2 separate regions of the Homo sapiens genome follow, and region 2 is linked to region 1. Evidence: chromatin contacts called from ENCODE Hi-C data. All regions are on one chromosome and are shown on one strand. The core of a region is the stretch at or near the end of the contact, and the rest is flanking DNA. Distances in the headings are between cores, read along the strand shown.

Region 1 (5,001 bases), core at 1,586-4,085:
GGCGGGACACGGTAGCACACACCTGTAGTCCCAGCTACTCAGGAGGCTGAGGCAGGAGAATCACTTGAACCCGGGAGGTGGAGGTTGCAGTGAGCCGAGATCACACTGTTGCACTCCAGCCTGGGCGACAGAGCGAAACTCCATCTCAAAAAAGAAAAAAAAAAAATGAAAAAAACTCAAAACTGATTTGGTATCTATACAATGGACTAATACTCTGTGATTTAAAAGAAAGACGGACATACATTGATACTGATATATTACCATCTTAAATGGATCTCAAGGACATTTTGGTGGATGAAAAAAAAAGTTGATCCCCAAAGTTGCATACTATATGATTCCACTTTTATAATATTCTTGAAAGGACGTAAGTATAGCCGTGGAGAACAAATTAGTGATTGCCAAAGAACAGGGAGGAGGACAGTGGACTGGTGCAACTATTAATATGTAGTACTATAAGGGATAGCACTATGAAAGGGTAACACAGGACACACACACACACACACAAGCTAGTGCATGTAAAAACTGGTGAAATTGGAATAAAGCCTGTGGTCTGGTTAACAATATTTTACAGATGTCAGTTTCCTGGTTTTAATATTGTACTATAATCACGTAAGAGGCAATGATCAGAGGAAGGTGGGTGAAGGGTATATGGGACTCTGCTATATTTGCAATTTCCTGTGAATCTATAATTATTTCAAATTAAAGAAGGGGAAAAAATCAAACACAAGACATACAAACTCATCAAGTATTTCCTTTTTTTTTGGAAAAAAAAAAAACACCTACTGATTGTGAATGGCTTTATTGGCTGCTTCCTTTAACTCCCACAACTCTCTGAAATAGATGTTATGAACTCTATTTTAATTTTCATCAAAATGGAGGCTTAGGTTAAGTAATCTGTCCAAGGCACAACTACTGTTAGAGCCAGGGTTTGAATCCAGCACAATATAAATCCCACTCATGGTTGTTTTGGTTTAATCTTGATTGGACTTAAATGACACCGTTCTTTTCTTTAACACCCAGACTGGAGTGCAATGGCATGATCTCGGCTCACTGCAACCTCCGCCTCCCGGGTTCAAACGATTCTCCAGCCCCAGCCTCCCGAGTATCTGGGACTACAGGCATGAGCCACCACACCCAGCTGATTTTTGTATTTTTAGTAGAGACAGGGTTTCACCATATTGGCCAGGCTTGTCTTGAACCCCTGACCTCAAGTGATCTGCCCGCCTCAGCCTCTCAAAGTGTTGGGATTACAGGTGTGAGCCACCGCGCCCGGCCAACACTGTTCTTTTCTGCAATCTATTCTTCTACTTAACAAAGATTAGAGGACTTTACAGTTGCCTTTTTTTTTTTTTTCCAGACGGAGTCTCACTCTGTCGCCAGGTTGGATTGCAGTGGCACGATCCCGGTTCACTGCAACCTCCGCCTCCCAGGTTCAAGCGAGTCTCCTGTCTCAGCCTCCCAAGTAGCTGGGGCTACAGGCGCGCGCCACCAGGCCGAGCTAATTTTTTGTATTTTTAGTAGAGACGGGGTTTCACCGTGTTGGCCAGGATGGTCTCAATCTCTTGACCTCGTGATCCACCCGCCTCGGCCTCCCAAAGTTCTGGGATTATAGGCGTGAGCCACTGTGCCTAGCCTGCCATTACGTTTGTAATCCCAGCACTTTGGGAGGCCGAGGCAGGCGGATCACGAGGTCAGGAGTTCGAGACCAGCCTGGCCAACATAGTGAAACCCCGTCTCTACTAAAAATACAAAAATTAGCCGGGCGTGGTGGCGCGTGCCTGTAGTCCCAGCTACTCGGGAGGCTGAGGCAGGAGAATCGCTTGAACCCGGGAGGTGGAGGCTGCAGCGAGCCGAGATGGCCCTACTGAACACCAGCCCAGGCGACAGTGTGAGATTCCTCTCAAAAGAAAAAAAAATAATAATCTTTCTGCCAGAGGTGAGAGAGCAGAAAAAAAATTAATCAGATTCTCAAATTCCTGTACGTCTCTTAGTAGAGACGGGTTTCTCCTTGTTGGTCAGGCTGATCTTGAACTCCCAATCTCAGGTGATCCGCCCGCCTCGGCCTTCCAAAGTGCTGGGATTACAGGCGTGAGCCACCGCGCCCGGCCACAAGACGTTTTATTGCAACATAAAAACAGGATGTAACGAGTCTTCCAATCACCAATGTAATTAGAGTTGGTTACCAAGTTTCCCCACGCGTCTTCCACCATGAGGGAGAAACGGACTGCAGACAAACCTAGCACCCCTTGAGCAGTTTAATTCGTACTATAAATATGTAGGCACCGTAAGGACGCGATTCTCCAGTTTGCCAGGCCTTTTTCTATCCTTTTGGGGGCACAAGGCGACCTTGCCTCCTGATTCAAAAACTTCGTAAACGTCAATCCTTCTACCCTTTTCTGGTCAGCCCACGAAAGCAGCAGCATGGCACAACTCCCAGCCTAGAGTTCGGGCACTGCCTGTCGTCAGCATAACGAAGAAACCTACACCCACGAAGACTTCAGACCCCACGTGATTACATCACTCAACCACCAGCGCTGGCCTGGAGGAACCCGCTGTCACGTGACCGCTCGTGCCCAATGACCGAGGCCCACGCTTTCCAGACCGCCACAGTCGCTGTCACAGGGCCTGAGTTTGGGCGGCGCCCCGCCCCGGCCGCACGGTGCGCCGGCGTTAATCCTCCCCGAAGGTTCCGGCAGCCAAGATTGCAGGTTCCCACCAAGCATTGTTTCCGAACTGGGCCACGAGAGCGTGTCCCTGATTGGCTTGCTCTGGAGGCTGGGAAGGGACCTGTTAGAGACTGGGACCACTTCCTGAAGCGCGAGGCAGGAAGTTATATGCTTTTTCTGGAGTCCTGTAGAGAAAGTGCTCTCTGCCGCATTGATAGCAGCGAGAGCTGGAGGTGTTGGGTCGGGAGACCAGCCGTTCGATCCCGCCGCAGGTAGGAGCTGGTTTCCATCCTGGCACCACGGCACACACCTCCAGCCTCGAGCCCGGCGCTGCTGCCCGGGGGTCTCCTTCAGGCTCTTTGACGCCGTTCCAGGGGGCACCTATCCAGGCATCCTCTGGGCCTCTAGCCAGAGGACTGGCTCCCGGCTTCAGCACTCCGGGCTGCAGTAAGAAGTGCCCTTATCGCTCTGAGCCCTGCCACCATCCCGTGAACCACCGAAACCCTGGTCCAGCGCGACAGCCTTGGACCTGGGACTGGACGGATCCAAAACGCTCAGCCTCGGCCCCCCACAGACGGGGCTCTGCATCGTCTCTGATATGTCACCCACCATCTCCCACAAGGACAGCAGCCGGCAACGGCGGCCAGGGAATTTCAGTCACTCTCTGGATATGAAGAGCGGTCCCCTGCCGCCAGGCGGTTGGGATGACAGTCATTTGGACTCAGCGGGCCGGGAAGGGGACAGAGAAGCTCTTCTGGGGGATACCGGCACTGGCGACTTCTTAAAAGCCCCACAGAGCTTCCGGGCCGAACTAAGCAGCATTTTGCTACTACTCTTTCTTTACGTGCTTCAGGGTATTCCCCTGGGCTTGGCGGGAAGCATCCCACTCATTTTGCAAAGCAAAAATGTTAGCTATACAGACCAAGCTTTCTTCAGTTTTGTCTTTTGGCCCTTCAGTCTCAAATTACTCTGGGCCCCGTTGGTTGATGCGGTCTACGTTAAGAACTTCGGTCGTCGCAAATCTTGGCTTGTCCCGACACAGTATATACTAGGACTCTTCATGATCTATTTATCCACTCAGGTGGACCGTTTGCTTGGGAATACCGATGACAGAACACCCGACGTGATTGCTCTCACTGTGGCGTTCTTTTTGTTTGAATTCTTGGCCGCCACTCAGGACATTGCCGTCGATGGTTGGGCGTTAACTATGTTATCCAGGGAAAATGTGGGTTATGCTTCTACTTGCAATTCGGTGGGCCAAACAGCGGGTTACTTTTTGGGCAATGTTTTGTTTTTGGCCCTTGAATCTGCCGACTTTTGTAACAAATATTTGCGGTTTCAGCCTCAACCCAGAGGAATCGTTACTCTTTCAGGTAGTGTATTTAAGCTATTATGGTGTTAGGTTTATTTATCCTTTTGAAAGAGTGTGTGACGTTGGAGGGAAGCTCATTAATTTACTGGAAATCATTGTATGGGAGATAACTCAAGGTAAGTTTTCTGTTTCGTCCAAATGAGCTTCTTTGAAATATTAAAGCCAAAATGAATGATATTAGAGCAATCAAATGATCACTATGCGGTTAACAGGGAGAGGCAACCCATCAAATAACACAACCGAGTCCAGGGATTCATGCCACTTGCTTAATACACAAATGCACACTTTTAAAAAGTGTGGCTCATATGGTTCACATTTTTCCTTTTGTCTTGTTGGTTTTAGGTTTCTAGCTCTATACTTTCTAATCCATTTCTACCCCTACCGTTGTACCCAGAATCCAGCCTTCTAGTGAATGGAACAGGGTTTATTCGTTCAAACATTATTGAACCAGCTAAGGGACGGGATTCTAAGGCCTCTAATGAATAAGGCAGAGTTCTGCACTCAAGAAATAAGGAAGATGAACATTTTAGGAGAGTTCAGAGTTGCCAGTTAGTAACTGCCTTTGGGAGTCAGGCTTCACATTGCAGATAACATTTGACTTTGTTCTTGAATAAGATTCCACGAGGCCAGGAAATGGCACACCAGAATGCACAACACAAAGTAAAAGTGCACTGAGGCAGGAAAGTACAAAAAAGTACAGGACATTGCCTAAATTGTGGAACTGGGTTTGGGAAATCGTGCTGAGAAAGGCTGTGACTAAATTAGTAAGATTTTCTTTAATTACTATGGGAAAAGAGTTTAAAGTTTGTCCTGTAAGTAATGGAGGGTAAGTTCTAAAAAATTTCCCTGTTTCTCTGCATGAGTAAAACACATGTAAGTTTTTCTCTTTTTTCTTTTTTCTTCTTTTTTTTAATTGAGATAGTTGGGGGTCGGGGGGGCTGTCTCACTATGTTGGCCAGGCTG
Region 2 (5,006 bases), core at 969-3,468, 1.3 Mb before region 1:
CATGGTGAAACCCTGTCTCTACTAAAAATACAAAAATTAGCTGGGTGTGGTGGTGCATGCCTGTGGTCCCAGCTACTCTGGAGGCTGAGGTGGTAGGATTGCTTGAGCCCACATGTGTGAGGCTGCAGTGAGCTGTGATCACACCACTGCTCTCCAGCCTGGGTGACAGAGTGAGAGACCCTGTCCCCCCAACCACCCCCCCCAACAGAAAAAGAAAAGAAAAAAGTGAGGGGTTTGATATCAGAATCCCTGGGTTCAGGCTGTTGCTCCATCTGACCAGCATATGATCTCTCAGACCCCAAGTTCCTCGTCTGAAAACGAGGATAGTTCTGCTTCAGGGCTGTGGTGAGTGGAAGGTGAGATTGTGTCTGAGGAAGGAGATTGTAACGAGGAAACACGCAGTTATTGGTCACTTATTTTTCAACATGCAGGAGCTCTAATTTGCCTCCAGACAACCGGTTCTATCTCAGTAAAGAAAAAGATAGCTATTAAAGTGTTTTGTAATCTTGAGGGACCTGAAAAGATTTTAAAGAGCTGAGGAAGAGCGGCCAAGTGCTTTCTCACCTGTTCCTCATCCTGGCCCCATCATCTTGGGGACATATAGGACCTTTTAGGGGAGCCTCGGCAAGTGGCCACCGTCTGGCCTCGGGCAGGCCTCCCTGGCGCCGCCAGCAGCTGGGTAGTAGCCGGGAAGGGCGCCCTCAGTCCCACGCTCACCTTGGGTCTGGGCCCACATTAAGCACTTTTTTCTTCATGCGCCATTTCCTCCATCAAAAAGTATTAAAAATTATATTTTATGGATTTATTGATGAAAAGTAAAGGTATTCCAGTCTGGGTTAATTACTATATATTCATTATTATTAATTACTTTCATTATTTATTTTTCCTTACGATTTTAATAGCAAGGTAATTTCACAGCAATGAATGATGAGTCGCATTTTGGCCACAAGGGGGTAGCATGGGGTCACTAGATGCTCACGGGAAATTGGGTGGGGGGCGCCTGGTAAACAGTGGGAAAGACAGCAACAGCCACCACCTCTGACTCACAAAGGGCTCTTGCTTCTCACCGCGTTTCCTCAGAGAGTGTCGTGTTTGCTCCTCACCACATGAGACCCAGAAAGCCAGCGGGTGGGGCAGGAGTTATTGCCCCACTCAAGGGCCAGGAAAGGGAGGCTCCCCCTGGGAGGGTCAGTGTCATGCGGGGTCACACGGTGGCAGAGGCAGGCGAATTCCTGGCTCCTGCTGTAGTGCTCCTCCCTCGGAGCCCCAGACAACCCGGATACTCTAAGCAGATGGGACAGGGACCAAGAAGCAAAACCTCTCCTCATATTGTTGCCCAGCTCAGCCCTGCCATGAGCACCCCAAATCATCGCTGGAGAGCCCCGCAGACCCCAAAGCACTGCTCGACTTTCCACCTCTGGGCAGAAGAGACCCTACATTCCACGCGTGGGCCCTACCCCAGCCTCCCTCGGGGCCAAGCACGCCTTTGTTCGCTCTCTTCCTGACCACAGGCAGCACGAGCCTCTAGGTGGGAGAGACGAGACACTCGTTCCCCTCCCTTGGAAGCTGAGCAATCACATCAAAGGCATACAAAAGGCAATTCACTGTGCAAAGGGAACGGAAAGAAATAAGTGCTCTATGGGCTCTGAGCGCTCGGGAAGGAGGTACAGCAAAGAAGGAAAGGCCAGAAACAAAACCAAACAAAACACAAGGTATAAAATGATCCGATCTTGGGGAGGCGGTTTTCTACCTCCTGGGAGGAACACCCAGCGTGTTGCCTGGCTGAGTGTACTGGGCACATGAAGAACAATAGGCCTTTCTCTCCAGCAGCCGAGCACATGCCAGGAGAAAAGGAGCCCCTTCTTAGGAAGGCTAAGTCCGCGCAGGGGCAGGGCCAGTGTAGGAAGCTAGTTTATAACACAGATACTTGCATTGAGCCTCCTTCTGAAAAGGTGGGGGGCAGGGGGTGCATAAACCCATGTGAAAATAAAAAAAAGACTTTTCTTACTGGATGAGAGAAAAAAGATTGTTCAGTTTTTTAGGCGAAACATAAGATGCCAACTGACCCTGAAATAGATGTGTCAAAAGGCAACCTGGGGCGGTTTGTTCTTTTACAGGAAGCACCTTTGTGGCCCAGAAGGTGCCAAAAACATCCTGGGGATAAGCAGTCCTTAGCAAAGAGGGGCCAGGCCTGAGGTGGGGGAGGTGGCCTTACACGGAAGCCCTGGAGAAGTGAAACAGGTAGGTGGGGGCCCCTGGGTGCTTCGGGTGCTCCAGGGACAGAGGTGGCATCCACCCACTAAGCAGGGTCACTGGATAGGCAGGAATCCCTCCCCACTCACACGCAGAGTGACCCCAGTGCTGGTCTAGTTAGGCAGGCCCGACTGGAGGAGGAATGACAGGCCTGCCACACAGATGAGGAGTAGAGTCGCAGTTCATCGTTTCTGGCTCTCCTCCGTCCCACCCCTGACCCCTCCACGGGATTGGTGAGTGGAGGTGACAGTCTAGTCTAGATTGGGAAGAGAGAGACTGAGAAACCAGACCGAGAAAAGGAAGGGCGCCCTTGGCAGAATGCCTGGCATTCCTGAGGCTGTGGATTCTGTACCTTCCTGGGAGGAGGAGAGGCATGGCAGTCACAAGCCACGGCTATCCCCGGCAGAACCAGCCTGGCTGTGTTCAGGAACTCTGATAGAGGATGACTGACTTCAGAATTGAAGAGGGCTTTTAGGATGATCTGATCCTCTCCTGTTGGTACTAGAAGGGACTCTGGGGAAAACACAGTCAAACCCTGATGAGTCCCAAAGAGATGATGTGACTTGGTGAATGCTCCATTTCTGTCTGGTCAGAGGACAGAAGCAGGAAGCCCTGGTTTCCTGATTTATGGCTCAGAGCTCTTGCTGGTAGATGACACTACCTCAAAAATGGAAGGTAAAGGTAGCCTGGAGGAGTCCTGAGAGCTGGACCCATGGCGTTGAGGGGCAAAGTGAACCTTAATTTTAAAGTCAGACCAGAGACAGAGCTCAGCCATCCAAACAATGTGATTTATCAGAGTAGCTGGGGAAAAAAAAAACACAACCAGCCCGAGAAGTCACATGATAGGGAGGTTGGTGGGCAGGGCTTATGACATGGTGTCTCAGGTTCCTTTCATCTCCAGTGTTCTGAGACCTGCTCTTCTGAGAGTCTGAGGCTCCAGGGAGATCACAGGGAGTCGATGCTGACTCGAGAAGAGGGCTGTGAGAGCCTGGCCATGACTCAGTCCACTGGGGCTTCCCTGGACCACTCTGTTATCTCTGAGTTCGCAGCCACTTCTGTGATTCTGGCTGGCACAATTGCCCAAGGCCTTCAGTGGTGAGTCAGTAGAAAGGGACAGGATAACTCATTGCCCTGGTGGAGAGGCCTCTCACCCCAAGCCTCCCACCAGTGCCTTCCTCGTGCCTCTTTGTTCCTTGGAGAAAGCAAAGGGCTGCTTGCCTCACCCAGAGGTTTCCACAATTCAGCTGTCAGAGACTCCCTCTTGGCCCGGGGGTGGTGGAGGCCTGGCAGTGTGCATTAGAAGATCAGCTGGGGTTCTTGAGATAGCCAGATTTCTTCAAATGCTTATTTTGCCAAAAGATAAAAGGAGCAAAGGGCTTAGATTTGGAAGGGACTTTAGGGACAGCTAAGGCTATAATTTCACAGATGAAGAAACTGAAGTACTGGCAGATTGTGTACTTTCCCCAAGATTACACAGAGCCTCTTTCCTCTCCGTCACCATTATTCCTGGCTGACCCACAGGCAAGGGGGAGGGTGTTCTCTGAGAGGTGAATCACAGGCCCAGCTCATGCACCTGGGCCTCTTCTGTAATAGGCAGAGGACTGGTCCCCCAAAGACGTCCATTCCCCAATCTCTGAAACTTGTGAATATACAGTGTTACTCTATATAGCAAAAAGGACTTTGCAAATGTGATTAAGTATCTTGAGATGAAAAGATTATTCTGGATTATCTGGATTACTGGGGGAGTCCAATGTCATCACAAGGGTCCTTCTACGTGAAAGGAGGAGGCAGGGGAGCCAGGGTCAGAGAGGAATTTGAAGATGCTACCCTGCTGCTGGCGGGGAAGGGGCCATGAGCTGAGAAATGCAGGTGGCCTTTGGAAGCTGGAAAGTAAGGAAACAGATTCTGCCCTAGAGCCTCCAGAAGGAATGCAGCCCGGCCTACACCTTGATGTTAGCCCGGTGAAACCCATCCTGACCTGCCAAGCTTTGTTATGTGATTTGTTATAGCACCAATGGGAACCCATACATGTCCCTGCACCTCCCCACCCCACTGCTCTCTAGTTTGTGGTTTTAAAGAACATGCTTGAAAACTAAGTCATCCCCCTCCCCCTGATTTTTACTTAATGAGATATAAGAATAAATAATTTGAAAAACTACAGGAAAGACACTAAGTCCCTTTCATTCAATAATGAAACCTGTAGAAGATCGATCAAGTTGGACCCGGTTGGATACAAAAAGTAACCAACTTAATTCTCTTTCATTGCCATCTTTTTAAGCTCACTCTGTTGAATTATTCTTCAACTTTCCTGGATGAAATGCCAGGCATATTCCAAAGCTTTCCTGGTCGCTTTCAGGTTTTACTAAACATCTAATTTTTGGTCTGGGAAGTTCAGTCCAGTCTCCCATCAAAGCTTCAATGTCTCATCCAATATAAAGCTTTTTTTCTGCCCTAATTTGGGCCTGATGAGGCCCCAAGGCCTACAGAAATGAAGAGCAGGTGCTGGGGAGCAAGATGGTCAGTTTCCTAACTAGTTTCCCTCCTTATTCTTCCACTGCTCTGCCACTCACTCTGCTGCCTCTGGCTCCTTCGAGGGTGGGAGAGGGTAAATGGGAGGGAGGAGAGGTAAGGGGTAGCTAAGACTTCATTGACTCAGTGTGTGGCTCTTCACTCAGCGAGCCTTTCAGAGACATCCAACCACAAAGTTCTCTGGCAAGGCAAACTAATCACTGGCGGTTCCCCTAACAACTCTC

Evidence for each region. Hi-C counts contacts between places; a loop is a spot of excess contacts on that map. Pooled maps may share reads with other maps.
Region 2: a pooled map shows a loop between it and region 1 (4-fold over the local background). The contact joins the enhancer-like site here to the promoter of SLC33A1 in region 1. A Hi-C loop is called at or near these places in 5 of 50 pooled maps.

The regions. Positions count from the first base shown.
Region 1 is chr3:155,852,261-155,857,261 of GRCh38, reverse strand. It overlaps SLC33A1 (solute carrier family 33 member 1), which reads left to right and starts at 2,835. Exons shown (of 6, transcript NM_004733.4): 1 at 2,835-4,039. The coding sequence starts at 3,265. LOC105374174 (a long non-coding RNA gene) reads right to left here and starts at 2,509. Exons shown (of 3, transcript XR_924607.4): 1 at 2,184-2,509. RefSeq lists enhancers at 2,248-2,807, 3,178-3,247.
Region 2 is chr3:157,126,748-157,131,753 of GRCh38, reverse strand. No RefSeq gene overlaps it. Among named protein-coding and RNA genes, the nearest start is that of LINC00880, 6.2 kb to the right of the region's middle. RefSeq lists enhancers at 3,127-3,336, 2,386-3,585. Within about 2 kb of position 2,218, at least 35 of the 41 ENCODE cell types and tissues checked have a DNase peak (open chromatin) inside an H3K27ac peak, as active enhancers do.